Regions from separate parts of the Homo sapiens genome. Here region 1 is linked to region 2. The links are chromatin contacts, found by Hi-C or POLR2A ChIA-PET in ENCODE. All regions are on one chromosome and are shown on one strand. The core of a region is the stretch at or near the end of the contact, and the rest is flanking DNA. Distances in the headings are between cores, read along the strand shown. Region 1 overlaps AP1S3 (adaptor related protein complex 1 subunit sigma 3). Region 2 has its middle 110 kb from the start of AP1S3.

Evidence for each region. A loop is a pair of places that touch in the nucleus more often than their neighbours do. ChIA-PET counts read pairs that join two places held with the same protein, here RNA polymerase II (POLR2A). Pooled maps may share reads with other maps.
Region 1: a map of endothelial cell of umbilical vein shows a loop between it and region 2 (6-fold over the local background). The contact joins two enhancer-like sites. A Hi-C loop is called at or near these places in 2 of 168 maps with a recorded cell type or tissue (endothelial cell of umbilical vein and posterior vena cava) and 4 of 50 pooled maps. POLR2A ChIA-PET finds 5 or more read pairs at or near these places in 2 of 52 experiments (Panc1 and activated CD4-positive, alpha-beta T cell).

Annotation. Positions count from the first base shown.
Region 1 is chr2:223,812,920-223,819,984 of GRCh38, forward strand. The region is part of intron 1 of AP1S3 (adaptor related protein complex 1 subunit sigma 3); the gene reads right to left. Among named protein-coding and RNA genes, the nearest start is that of AP1S3, 21 kb to the right of the region's middle. Within about 2 kb of position 2,397, at least 6 of the 41 ENCODE cell types and tissues checked have a DNase peak (open chromatin) inside an H3K27ac peak, as active enhancers do.
Region 2 is chr2:223,723,879-223,730,867 of GRCh38, forward strand. No RefSeq gene overlaps it. Among named protein-coding and RNA genes, the nearest start is that of AP1S3, 110 kb to the right of the region's middle. RefSeq lists enhancers at 1,417-2,616, 2,312-2,979. Within about 2 kb of position 1,798, at least 25 of the 41 ENCODE cell types and tissues checked have a DNase peak (open chromatin) inside an H3K27ac peak, as active enhancers do.

The DNA.
Region 1 (7,065 bases), core at 1,147-3,646, 90 kb after region 2:
TGGGGTTTTTTGTTTTTTTTTTAATTTGAGATAGAGTCCTGTTCTGTCGCCCAGGCTGGAGTGAGGTGGCATGATCTCAGCTCACTACAGCTTCCACCTCCCAGACTCCAGTGATTCTCCTGCCTCAGCCTCCCAAGTAGCTAGGATTATAGCCGTGTGCCACCACGCCCAGCTTTTGTATTTTACAATAAAAATTTTTGTATTTTCAGTAGAGAAAAGTTTTTGCCATGTTGGCCAGGCTGGTCTCAAACTCCTAACCTCAAGTGATCTACCCCACTCAGCCTCCCAAAGTGCTGGGAGTACAGGAGTGAGCCACCATGCCTGGCCCACATATGCCATTTTGAAACCTTAGTGAGCAATTTTCCTATGACTTTCAAAACGTGCCTTTTGAAATTTACGCCTGGAGATGGTGTTCAGCCTCTCCGTGACAAATAATATTAATTTACTGCTTTTGTACATTATTTGGAATATCATTTACTACATGTCACGTCTTATGCTAAGTATTTTACCTCATTTAATCCCCACAACAAACACATGAGGAGGATAACAATTATTTTCCATCTTTTAAAATGTGGTAACTGAGGATCAGAGAGATTAAGTAATTTGCCCAAGGTCACACAGCTATAAGTGGTAGAACTGGGCTTAGAAGCCAGGCAGGCTGGCAGCAGATCCCCAACTCTGAATATTTTTACCAACTATAGCCCTGTTTGGAGAACATAGCTGAGCTAAATACACTCTGACACAGCCCCTCTATCCCTTCATAAGACATTTTCTAAAAGTTGAACACCAGTGTATGGGATAGCAAAGACAAACAAATCATCCTCAGAATAGAAGGTAGTTCCTTGAGTGAAAGAGGTAAGAAGGGAGGGGCAGCCCTCACATCCACAAAGGGTCCCATGCTTAGAATCATGGCCTTATTTAGGCTGTCACAGAGAAACCCCAATGAGGCCAAAAGACAGAGACGTCCTTTATACATCAATAAGCACATGTCCTATTCCAAGCTTAAGCTCCTGGCATGCACAGTGAGTGGACCCATGCATCTTTACAAATCCTTAAAACATTCTGCAGAAGGCAAAATGAAAGTACCCAGTATTTTATAAATGACACATTCATTAACTTGTTAAGCACAAGCCTTTAAAATGTGCCACCAACTAGCGTCAGATGTGCCCCAATATTTATAACCTTGTTTCCACACTACCTTCATTTTTTAACATACCAGTGGCTTCCGAAAATGGAAGTGGCAGGAGCTTTCCAACCCTGAGTGGCCCTAACCTTCTGTGACTCTGGGAGAAAGACTTCAAGAAGCAAGTAAGAGAAAAAACAGTGGGAAGAGGCCTCAGTGGATACGGCTGGCATCACTAGGTATCTCACACTCTGTTCTTTGTTTTCTGTGTTAACAATGGGACGTGGCTGTTCTCTGCCTTTCACGTTCTGTTCTGCCCCATCTAGTTCATAGCCGGCAGCCTCAGCAAAGACCATGTCCACTACAAGAAGTTAAATAAAGCGGCAAAAATGACAAGGGGTTGGCCTTTCTGCTTCTCAGGCATCACCTAATTCTGAAATCAAATGTACTTGAAAGGTAACATTTAGACCATTCCTGGCCCTCCAGGACAAAGTAATCAGGGATTTGAACATGGGGCTAGTTTTCCAAAGACCCTAACAAACTTCACAAACGAAATTCTCACTGGTCACATGAACATCCACTATTTACAAAACATTCTCATTTCAAATATAGAAACTACTTAGTTACACTTCAATCAAAATGAGGTTTGCACATTAAACTAAAAAATATGACAGGCGTTCTAAGACTATACAGGAGATTTCAGGCTGACAATAAGAACTAAGACTCAATGTTTATTTATTTTTCTTTAATTTGAAACAGGGTCTTACTCTGTCACCCAGGCTGGTGTACAATGGCACGATCACAGCTCACTGCAGCCTCAACCTCCTGGGCTCAGGAGATCCTCCTGCCTTAGCCTCCCAAGTAGCTGGGACCACAGGTACACACTATCACTCCGGGCTAATTCTTTTATCTGTAGAAAGGGGTGTCTCACTATGTTGCCAGGCTGGTCTTGAACTCCTGGGCTCAAGCAATTTTCCTGCCTTGGCCTCCCAAAGTGCTGGGATTATAGGCATGAGCCAGTGCACCTGGCCCCAATCTTTATTTTAAATAAATGTGATTTAGTATTTGACTTAGACTTTCGATTGATTTTACCAATAGGGTGACAGAGTTAGCAAAACAATACCACTGATTCTGAAAATAAATGTCAATGTGCCATAAACCATGTTGGAAAAATCTTTGAGTACTTTTTGGCATCAAACCAAGAACACAGTCATCAGTTCTCCTTGCTTGGTAAATTTTAGTCATGGGCTGTAGTCTATGACACATCTTTGAGAGGCAGACTTTGAAGGAGCTAATGCTGGCAGAAACCAACCAGGGTTGATTTTGGATGCAATCCAAGGAAAGCAGAAAGATCAGGTTAATTAATTCCAGTCAGCCCTAAGTAATGATTCTTTAGGGTCTGACCCAACTCTCAAAACAAAAATCACTTTCCCTCCCAAGTTTACGAGCCACCTTCAAATTCCTGAGGACTGCGGTACTAACCAACCTAAAATGAATGCATGCATAGATTTGTAAAGCCAACCAAACTTGTGAACCCTGAAAAACTAAGGTAATCAGTCTTAGTTTCCTAATAAATATAAAAGTGTTTTAATTCCACAGCAAATAATCCAAGCATATAAACTGTTCTTATGCATACAGTACTCTGTATTCCACAGAATATAATACAGTTTTTAAGCCCTCACTTAACTTCAGCAATAGATTCTTGAAAACTGCAACTTTAAGCAAAACAACATACTATGTAACAAAACTAATTTTGCCACAGGCTAATTGATAGAAACAAGAGTCAGGGACAGGCAGTGGCTCAGGTCTCTAATACTAGCACTACGGGAGGCTAAGGGAGGAAGACAGCTTGAGCCCAGGAGTTCGAGACCAGCCTGGGCAACACAGTGAAACCACATCTGTACAAAAAATACAAAAATTATCTGGGTATGGTGGCATATGCCTGTGGTCCCAGCTACTCAGGAGGCTGAAGTGGGAGGATCATTTGAGCCTGGGAGGCTGAGGCTGCAGTGAGCCGTGATCATGCCACTGCGCTCCAGCCTGGACACTAAAGGAAGACCTCTTAAAAATAGAAAGTCAAGTTCCTTTCTTCAAGTTCCACGGGCATACAGCGTGTCATTTTGCTTAAAGACACAGTTTCTAAGAACATATCAACAGTGTTAAGTGAGGACTTACCGTACTACTTTATCACCAGTTGGGTTAATTGGTTAAAAGAGGAATGCAATATAATTTATTTGATGATAAACCGCTATGACAGATAGTGGGCAATTATTCCTTCCTTCCTCCCCCATGCTTCTGAAAAAAAAAAAACTACTTCAACTGGTCACTTGCCAAAAACAAACGAAGAGATCAAACGGTCTTTTTAAGCAAAGCCAGGTTTCCGGGCCATGAACACGTAGCTTTGCTAAGAGAAGCATGAAATGTGAGTAGCCACAAACCTTAACAATCACGAGAACCAACAGCAAGGAACAGATAGCAAGTATTCACAGGAGACCGTGGATAGGGTCCCATAATACCTATGTCAATGACTGAGCCCAAAGGCTAGTAAGTGGCAGGGAGAGATTCTAATAAGATCAGTCTGACACTAAAGCCTGAGGTTGTCCCAGCATCCATGCCTCCATCCTCCCTGCAATCAAATGCCGTTTTCACATATGTGCAGTGTCAGTGGGACTGCTGTTTACCAATATGAGGCTTTTGACTCTATGTTAAATAGATCCATAACACCAGAGTCAACATACTACAGACTGCTTATAAAGATGACAGACAATCCCCCATAACTTGCCAATTAAAATAAAATAGCCCAGTCTAGGTGCAGTGGCTCATTCCTGTAATCCCAGCACTTTGGGAGGCCAAGGCGAGTGGATCACCTGAGGTCAGGAGTTCGAAACCAGCCTAGCCATATTGAAACCCTGTCTTTACTAAAAATACAAACATTAGCTAGGTGTGGTGATGCATACCTGTAATCCCAGCTACGCAGGAGGCTGAGGCAGGAGAATCACTTGAACCTGGGAGACGGAGGTTGCAGTGAGCCGAGCTAGTGCCACTGCACTCCAGCCTCGACAACAAAGCGAGACAACTCTGTCTCAATAAAATACAATAGCCTGTAGGCAATAAAATTAGGCCTCCGTATGAGAGGTGGTCCAGTCAACATCACCACAACGTAATGTTAGTAAGACATGGCTGGATGACAACCAAAAGTCAACCTGGCTCCAGGGTCTGCCTGAAGAAAGATGTGTTAACAGCAATGGTCTGCTTAGAGTCCTGGAAAAAGAAAACAATTTGGGGGCTGGGTGTGGTAGCTCATGCCTATAATCCCAGAACTTTGGGAGGCCAAGGTGGGCGGATCACCTGAGGTCGGGAGTTCGAGACAAGCCTGACCAACATGGAGAAACCCCGTCTCTACTAAAAATACAAAATTAGCCAGGCATGGTGGCACATGCCTGTAATCCCAACTACTCGGGAGGCTGAGGCAGGAGAATTGCTTGAACCCGGGAGGTGGAGGTTGCAGTGAGCCGAGATCGCACCATTGCACTCCAGCCTAGGTGACAGAGACAGACTCCGTCTCAAAAAAAAAAAAAAAAAGAAAAGAAAACTATTTGGAAGAGTTTGGGACCACATCTCTGGGGAAAGATGCCCTGTTTGGCTTCTCTGAGTATCCGCTGTTGATTTATTTAACTGGAATGGAGATAGACACAACAGCTATGAGCTGAAGAACATCAGAGACTATTTGGCCCACTAACTCTTACTACTCTGATTCTAAGCTCTCCCAAGAAATTTTCTGATCATCATCTAACTTCCCAGGAGACCTTTTTCCAAAAAAAGACAAATATGATGACCAAATAATAAGAACATGGTATTCTACACGACAATTACATTCATCAATAAAAATGACCCACTGCATGGCAGGTGTGATGCTGGGCACTTTTATATACATTATATTGTTTAATCCACAAATCTAGGCAATGTGTCATATTGAAGACAAAAAAGATTAAGTTGTTGGCAGTTGAAAGACTTTCCCAGAATTATCAAAATATAGGTGGCAGGGTAGGTATCAAATGCAGCTTGGATTCTATACTTCTATAAAAAATGTCCAGCTGGGCACATTCATTCACTCTTGTAATCACAGCACTTTTGGAGGCCAAAGTAGGTGGATCTCTTGAGCTTAAGAGTTTGAGCCCAGGCTGGGCAATATGGCAAAACCCAGTCTCTACTAAAAATATAAAAATAAGCTGGGCATCATGGTATGCACCTGTAGTCCCAGCTACTTGGGAGGCTGAGGCAGGAGAATCGCTTGAGTCCAGGAGGCAGAGGTTGCAGTGAGCCGAGATCGAGCCACTGCACTCCAGCCTGGGCAACAGAGGGAGAGTGAGACTCCATCTCAAAAAAAAAAAATGTCCAAGGTTCCAAGATAATGTGGAAGGAAAAGGAGTGTCTGTAGGCATCCTGGAAGCATATGAAAAATTTTGCAGTTATAAGCAATGTTCTTGGGAAAAGACCCAGAAACGTTAGCAAATTTTCTTTTTTTTTTGAGATGGCATCTTGCTCTGTCACCCAGGCAGGAATGCAGTGGTGCAATCTCAACTCATTGCAACCTCCGCCTCCTGGGTTCAAGCTATTCTCCTGCCTCAGCCTCCTGACTAGCTGGGATTACAGGCATGCGCCACCACACCCAGATAATTTTTGTATTTCTTAGTAGAGACGGGGTCTCACCATGTTGGCCAGGCTGGTCTCAAACTCCTGACCTCAAGTGATCCGCCCACCTTGGCCTCCCAAAGTGCTGGGATTACAGGCATGAGCCACTGCACCAGGCCAAATTTTCAAAGTTGTTCTTACACCAGAAATCCTGAAGGACCACTGGCTGCTTTAAAGATGACATCACTTAATGATTATAGATTCAAGCTTCAGGCATGGGGAAATAATTTGATACTATTTTAATTGCCAATAAAGTAATTGTAGGGCTAATTACCTAATAGCCAGTCTTCATGCTCAAATCCCACTACATATTTTTTCAGGGCCTTTTTCTACACTTATAATGTGATGTGACTGAGGGTGCATGTGAAATAAATATGGCATTTGTTCTCTACATGGTGACTTCCATCTCCCTACATGAAAGTAGTACAGTGAGTGCCAAAACCACGCCCAGCCCTGGACTGTTTTGGTGTCATAGCAATCAGCTATGTGCAGAGAGATTTAACATCTTTGATTTCAAACACTCGCTTTTTGTTTATTTTTAATCATACCTGCCAAGTAGCTGAACTGCATAAAGCTTTTTTGAGGGAGAATGCAACAGATACTTTCAGGTCCTTTTGCTGGAAATAACCTTTCTTTACATCACTCATTGGAGAAAAAGCACACTCTGTTTGCTCACTTCTTCCACTTGCCAAATATTTTAATTCGTTCTTTTAAAATGCAGAAATCTAACCCAATTTTAGCAATGTGTAGCTACAGAAATAAACTATAAAGTCCATAAATAACTGGCAGTTGGCAATAAAATTGACATTTAATTATATATCTTTCAAGGGTGTTACAAAAATACTGCTTCAAGATGCCTTGTGTAAAAAAAAAAAAAAATTAAAGTCCTATCTTTGTGATTATCTAATTTCACAGTTAACCAAAAAAAGAATTTTGCATCCTTTTTGGCCATTTTTGCTCAAGGTCCTAAATTCTTAGTTTCCATAGTCAAGATTATAGTACAGAATATAATTCTAAATTAGTAGTATATTATAGAAGCACTCATGTTACAAACATTTGCTATAAACACAGTGATTATTGCAAAGTTAGTTACCTTATATTTTCTGCTTTTTGAACTTTTACTGATAAAATACTATTATATTCACTGGTTATAAAAAATGAGTTCAGGATAAATGGGATTTAAAAGCTAGTTATGTTAAAAAAAAAAATCTTAATGTAACACTTGCTAGATTTCGTGTGGCCTTTAAAAT
Region 2 (6,989 bases), core at 548-3,047:
ATCATAGTGAAGCGGTTTTGTTGTCTGTGGTAAATACCCGGGGTTTGTCCTGCCATGCCAGGAAAATTTAGGACACAGACACACATGAGGAGTTTAGGAGCAGAGGCTTAATAGGCAGAAGAAAGAGAAAGGAGAACAGTTCTCTCTCCAGTGAGAGAGAAGTGCTGCGGAGAGAAAAGACTGGTCGGCAGCAGAGTTCACTGGATTTTATAGGCAGGCTTGAGAAGGCAGTGTCTGATTTACATAGGGCTCACAGATTGGTTCGATCAGGTGTGATGTTTACATGGCATGCGGAGAAGGCTGGTCACCACCCCCATCCTGCCTATCTTATTATGCAAATGGGCTTTCAACTTGGCTGGTGCCATCTTGTCTGCTCCTTACTGTACACGTGGCTGGCAAAGGGAAGGGAAGATGAAGCTGCCATTTTGAACATGCCTAGTCCCAGATAGTGCTTTTCTACTGGGATTCATCCCTGCAATCTTCCAGCTTGCTTGTCTATGTCTGCAGCTTGATTTTACAAGCTGTTGTTTGTTAGAAAATGATTTGGGGCTGCTTTTCATTAAAAAGGAAAATCTTATCGAGGACTCCAGTACCCTCACTATCTGCCTAAGTAATTTCTTCTTAACTCCTATATCAATAGAAGTCAAGAGTAAAATAAGAGAGACTAGAGTGACTGCTGTCCACCCAGTGAGAAAGGAGCATGGTTTATTCTAGGGTATTCACAGTGGAAATAGAGAGAAAGAAACAGAGAAAGAATTTGTCTTAATACCAAATTGTATCTCATGGGGGATGAAAAGAACAGAGGATTCAAGGATGACGCCTAGACTTTTTGGCTTAGATAACTGTAAACGGTAGTCCCTCCTAAGGGAGACAAGGGAGGAGCATGCTTGAGGTGAAAGTCATGAGTTTGAGTTCGAATGTGAAGTTTGAAATACCTACCAGAACTTCACATAAAAGTGTAAAGCACAAAGTTATATATGTGAAGAAGGAGAAGGACTAGAGATAGAAATCTAATTAAGAGTCATGGACGTAGATCGTGTATAAAGCTGTGGAGATCGCCTAAGAGACGGAAAAGGGAAGAGGGCTCAGGCTGCAGTTGCTAGACTTCTCTGGCTAATTCACCATGCCTCTGTGCATCTCAGATTCCCTGTCAGTTCACTGCAGGCAAAGCAATAAGGATACATCCTGTCTCAGGCTGGAAGGATGTAGGACTCATACTCTTCCTTTTGCTTCATTCTTGTTTCCCTGCATTTCTGGCAGGTAAGGAGATATTTTTATTCTTTTCCCTAACAGATTCTCAAAAAAGATCAAATGATTGCTGAGGGCTTCCTGGAGCAAAAGAGACAATCATTCTTAGCTCACAGTTCAACTTTCCTTCCATTGAATCCCACACATGTACCCCTGCAGATAAAGCTTCAGAAAGGGCCTTATTCATTTTCCTTTCACAATGTTCATGATAGTAGGGCCAGCAATGTTACTAACCTCTTTATGTAAACCCAATAAATTTGATTTGACATTTGAGCATGGAGAAGTAAATAGGCACAAAACCTTATCTACCAGTCACATAATCGTATCTGAAAATTCAGTTTCAACACCAAGATTTAAGAGAACCCAGCAGATCTTTTCGTCAATGAATCCACAAGTATTTACCGGGTGCCCTTGGGGTGCCTGGTACTGGATGCAGCTGCTTTTGTGAGCAAGCCAGCAGGTTCTCTGCCATGAAAATAGAAATTTAATCACTTGTCCATCCAAGCATTTCCCTTCAGCTTTTCCAGGATGCTTTTTTGTGAATGACTAACAGAATAGCTGCTGCAAAGACAGCCTGCAAATTCCAGCCGGAGGCCCTGGGAGGAAAGATGACTCACCCACGCCTGACGTCAAAGCCTCCCTTTCTTTCAGAGGAGTAGGAAGAGAATGGCAATGGCCTGGGTAGAATGACCTAAATGCCCTCCTGAGTCCTGTGTGGGTCCTGCTTCCTCTTCCCCCACCTGGCAATGATGATTTCAAACCAAAGAAAGTTTAAACTGTCAAACTTGAACTTCACTGTCAAGTTAACTAAAAAACTAGAAACAGAAGCCTTCCTTCCTGTCAAACAATGTCAAATCCTTATTATGAGTTCTTTTTCACTGGAAAATATTGAAAGCATTTCTTTTTTTTCACAGAGTGTTTTATATTGATTTGCATCTTAGTCTGTTTGAGCTGCTATAATGAATACCATAGACTGGGTGGCTTCAACAACAAACATTTATTTCTCATCATTCTGCAGCCTGGCAAGTCTGAGATCAAGTTGCTGACAGATTTCGTGTCTGGTGAAAGCCCTCTTTCTGGTTGGCAAGTGGCTATCTTTTTGTTGTATCCTCACTTGACAGAGAAGGGGTTGGGAGGAAGGAGAGCACACTAATCTCTTTTTATAAAAAACACTAATCCCATCCTGGGGGCTCCATCCTCATGATCAACTCACTACCCGCCAGCGGTCCCACCTCCAACTACCATCACAGTGGAGGTTAGGGTTTCAATATATGAATTTGGGGTTGCATTCCATAACAATTTGCTTACAACATCTCAACAGTGGCTGAGCGTGGTGGCTCATGCCTGCAGTCCCAGCACTTTGGGAGGCCGAGGCGGGAGAATTATTTGAGCCCAGGAGTTTGAGACTGGCTTGGGCAACATAGTGACACTGTGCCTCAGAAAAGGAAAGAAAGAAAGAGAGAAAGAGAAAGGAAGGGAGAGAGAGAGAAAGAGAGAGAGGGAGAGAGAGGGAGGGGGGAGGGGAGGGGAGGGGAGGGGAGGGGAGGGGAGGGAAAATCTCAACAATGACCTTTTCCAGTCTGCCTTTCACATCAGGATTTCCAAGGACTTTCCCAGATTATGCAAAGGGCCATTTCACTGTTCACTGTGTTCGTTATTCAAACAGAGCTTCAGGTATGTCAGGGCACCCACGGGGTACCATCATCCAACAAAGCTCTGACATCCCTGTGCAAATAGTCAAATTTCAAATTTGTCCTTGGAAACTTTTTGGTTGTCACACAATTCAGCCCCCAGGTATTTGTCCTGGGGTCTCCCATGTAAGCTATTCTCTAATTTAGTAAGCCCCTGAGCAGTGTCATCGAATTCATTCTAAATCTTTCTCTTTTCAAGGAGCCTGGATAGCTAATTCACCAGCGAAACCTAAATTGTTTACGACCACCACAAATGGGCTATTTACCTCTGAAGTCCTGATGCAAGTCATATGTCTGGCTACTCCAGCACCTACTAATCACTCAGTTCTTTGAATTTTTATTGCATAAGAGTCCTTATCCCTCTTTTGGGCATTTTTGGATATATTAACTTTTCATTGCATCGTACAATTTGTTTTGCAGCTGTTGAGGGTGATAGATAAACTTACTTAATCACCATCTTAATTTTTGCTTTTGGTTTTTAACTCCGAGTACCCATCGCAATGCCCTAAACTAAAGGTTTACCCAGTAAGAGTTTATTAGGTTGAAATGAACTTACATTTTGGTAATTCTTGGAACTATAGTCTAATGGGATAAATTTAATGGTAGCATTTCAGACGTTATAGCAGATGAGCAGCAAAGATAATTTGAGATTACAAGGACTTTTGGAACCCCCAAACATAGCCACATATATGCTATTGATGTGGAATGCTGGCCCTAATTAGTTTGATGCTGGTCCTGCCCCAATTCAGGCCTCAGTGTAATATTATCACCCAAACTCACACAGGACTGTTCAGTAACAGGAAACCAATTATAAGGTACCAAATTAGAATGCGAGAAGGACTTGGCCTATGAACTCTTACACCAGCAGAGGGCACTTCCTTCTAGCATGCAAGTCGGCTAAGGAAAGCAAATTAGAATGAGAAGATGCCTGATGACTGCTGGATACGAGTTACACAGAGATATTTTCCAATAAGCTATGGAAAGCAAATGAATGGCCCTTTCCTTCTCTAGAAGGATAAATCTTTGCTCACTTGGAATTGGAATCCCAGTCCTTTGGGAAATGCTTAGAGTAAGCTGATAAATTCTTATTCTCTGACTCCCTTTCTAAAGTTTATATGAACCGGCCGGGCACGGTGGCTCACGCCTGTAATCCCAGCACTTTGGGAGGCCGAGGTGGGTGGATCACAAGGTCAGGAGTTCGAGACCAGCCTGGCCAAGATGGTGAAACCCCGTCTCTACTACAAATAAAAAATTAGCCGGGCGTGGTGGCAGGCGCCTGTAGTCCCAGCTACTCGGGAGGCTGAGGCAGGAGAATTCCTTGAACCTGGGAGGCGGAGGTTGCAGTGAGCCAAGATTGTGCCACTGCACTCTAGGCTGGGTGACAGAGCGAGACTTCATCTCAAAAAAAAAAAAAAAGTTTATATGAACCTACATCTTCTGAGTTCCACATTTTCATCTATTTCAAATCTCCTTGTCTTTCCCCATTGTCTTTAAGGGGACATCCCTGTACTGTTATTATTATCACTCATACTGAGACTCTGCCTGTTTTAATCCTGGGGAAAATTTCAATCAAGCGTTTGTCTGATAGCCTTTTAAGTCTTTCTGATATTCAACCCGGAGTCTCCCAAATTCGGGTGTACACCAAGAAAGTGAGGGATTTCTAGGAGTTCATGCTAAACAGATTCAAACTCCAGGCATCTACTGGGGGAAAAAAGGCGGTGTTATAAATAATTATTGTGGATCAGAAATAGACAGATTGTTCTTGGTTATTATAATACAGGGGATTATAATTTGGGTGCAGTAAATCCCCAGATGAAGCATGGGGTAAGTGTTGGAGGCATGCTGGCACTTCGATTTTAGTTCTGTGGAACTCAACTTGTGATGGTAGTAATAATAATCCCAATTACAAAAACTGAGGTACAGAGAAGTTAAATAACTTGAGTAATATCACAGCTTGTGATAAAGCTAAGATTTGAACTAAGTTCAGTCTGGCTCAGAAGTTTCTCTGCACTTCCCGCTGTTATCTTGGGCCCAAGTGTTGCTGCCTCTCAACTCCAGGAACCAGCAAACATATTTCCATGGACTAGCTGTTTGTTTTCGGTAGGTTTTTCATCTCTGTCAACAGTGGTTTTAAAGTAAAATAAGAAAAGTGAGAGTTATCTGCATGAAATATATCTTCAATTTTCTTGAATGTCTTTTCCTCTTGTGTATTTACTTCCTTATCCCATTCCTGAAATAAATCAAGTCAACTAAACTTTGCAACATAGTGTGTATAAGCTGATCTTCCTACCGCCTTGAATGAACTTTCATTTTCTGGCCCCACCATCTGTCCAACGTACTTCCCACTGTGCTTTCTCTCCTTCTTCTCTTCTCAGAGGTCTGAATGGCAATTCTTTAGGGCCCTCGTCTTAGTCCTGAAACTCCTCAGAGGCCGAGGCCACCCCTGGAAGGTTCCTGCTCCAAGTTTCTAGTTTCCAATAATCCCAACATCTTGCCTTTGTGTCCTAAAAGTGACAACTGCTTTATGCTGTCAATGCCTCTGTGATACATCAGGATTCCCTTTTAGCTATTTAAGTTCTCTATCCTGGGCCAGGCATGGTGGCTCATTCCTGTAGTTCCAGCAATTTGAGAGGTGAGATGAGAGGATTGCTTGAGGCTAGGAGTTCAAGACCAGCCTGGTCAACATAGCAAGACCTCATTTTTGCAAAAAAAATTTTTTTTTTCTTTTTGAGACAACGTCTCCAGCTCAGGCTTGAGCGCAGTGGCATGATCTTGGCTCACTGCAACCTCCGCCTCCTGGGTTCAAGCAATTCTCCTGCCTCAGCCTCCCCAGTAGCTGGGATTACAGGCGCCCACCACCACACCCGGCTAATTTTTGTATTTTTAGTAGAGACAGGGTTTCACCATGTTGGCCAGGCTGGTCTCGAACTCCTCTGACCTTAGGTGATCTGCCCACCTCAACCAAAATTTTTTTTTAATCCTTTATTCTGTTTAGCCAATTCTTTATATTAAATTCTGTTAAAATAACTGATATCTGTTTTTATGACAGGATCCTAACTATACAGTAATGGTTATAAGGAATTGGAATTCTCTGCCCTCCTCTGGCTCACATATGTCTTCCTAAGGCATCTGAAGTATGCGATATTCCCTGTTCATCTCAATCCAGTCAGCACAATGTCATCAATGCTGTGGACTAGCATGCTATTCTTTGGAATGTCAAAATAATCAAAATCGCTGCAGATACAATATGGCAGACAGTAAGAGAGCTGACATGGCCCTGTGCATACACTAAGAAAGTATACTCTTTGCCCTATCAGGAAAAAACAAACTCCTTCTGGCAGTCTTTGCAAATTGGTGTGGAGGAAATAGCATTTGCTGGGTCAATCACTTCATATCCAATTCCAGGGGCTACAAGGTTTTTATTAGTAAATGTAGTGTATCTGGAACAGATGCTACAACTGGATTCACCATCTGAGTAAGTTTATGAAAATCCACAGGCATTTTCTAACATCTGGCTTTCTTTTGCACAAGGCAAAGTAAATGTGAATATGACAAATGTCACCACCCCTGCATCTTACAAGTCTTCCAAAAGGACCTTGAGGTCCTTTTGGAAAAAGGCTTAGAGGAATACTTAGAGTATATACTTGTAACTGTGTGATGTGTGTGTGTGTGTGTTCAAATCAAACAATAATTCTATCTTATGAGAATCTACTATATATGGGGCATTGAGTAAAAAAAGAAAAGATCATGAGACAAGGAAGCTGCCCTCGAGTGATTTTTTGCTGGGAGTGATTGACAAGTAGAAGTAAGTGCAGACAGATAAATTGTAACACAATCATCAAGTGGCGTAATACAGTACAAAATTAAGTGGCAAGGAGCATTTTATATAGGAATGGCACAGGCCGGGCACAGTGGCTTAGGCCTGTAATCCCAGCACTATGGGAGGCTGAGGAGGTCGGATCACCTGAGGTCAGGAGTTCGAGACTAGCCTGACCAACATGGAGAAACCCTGTCTCTACTAAAAATATAAAAACTTAGCTGAGCATGGTG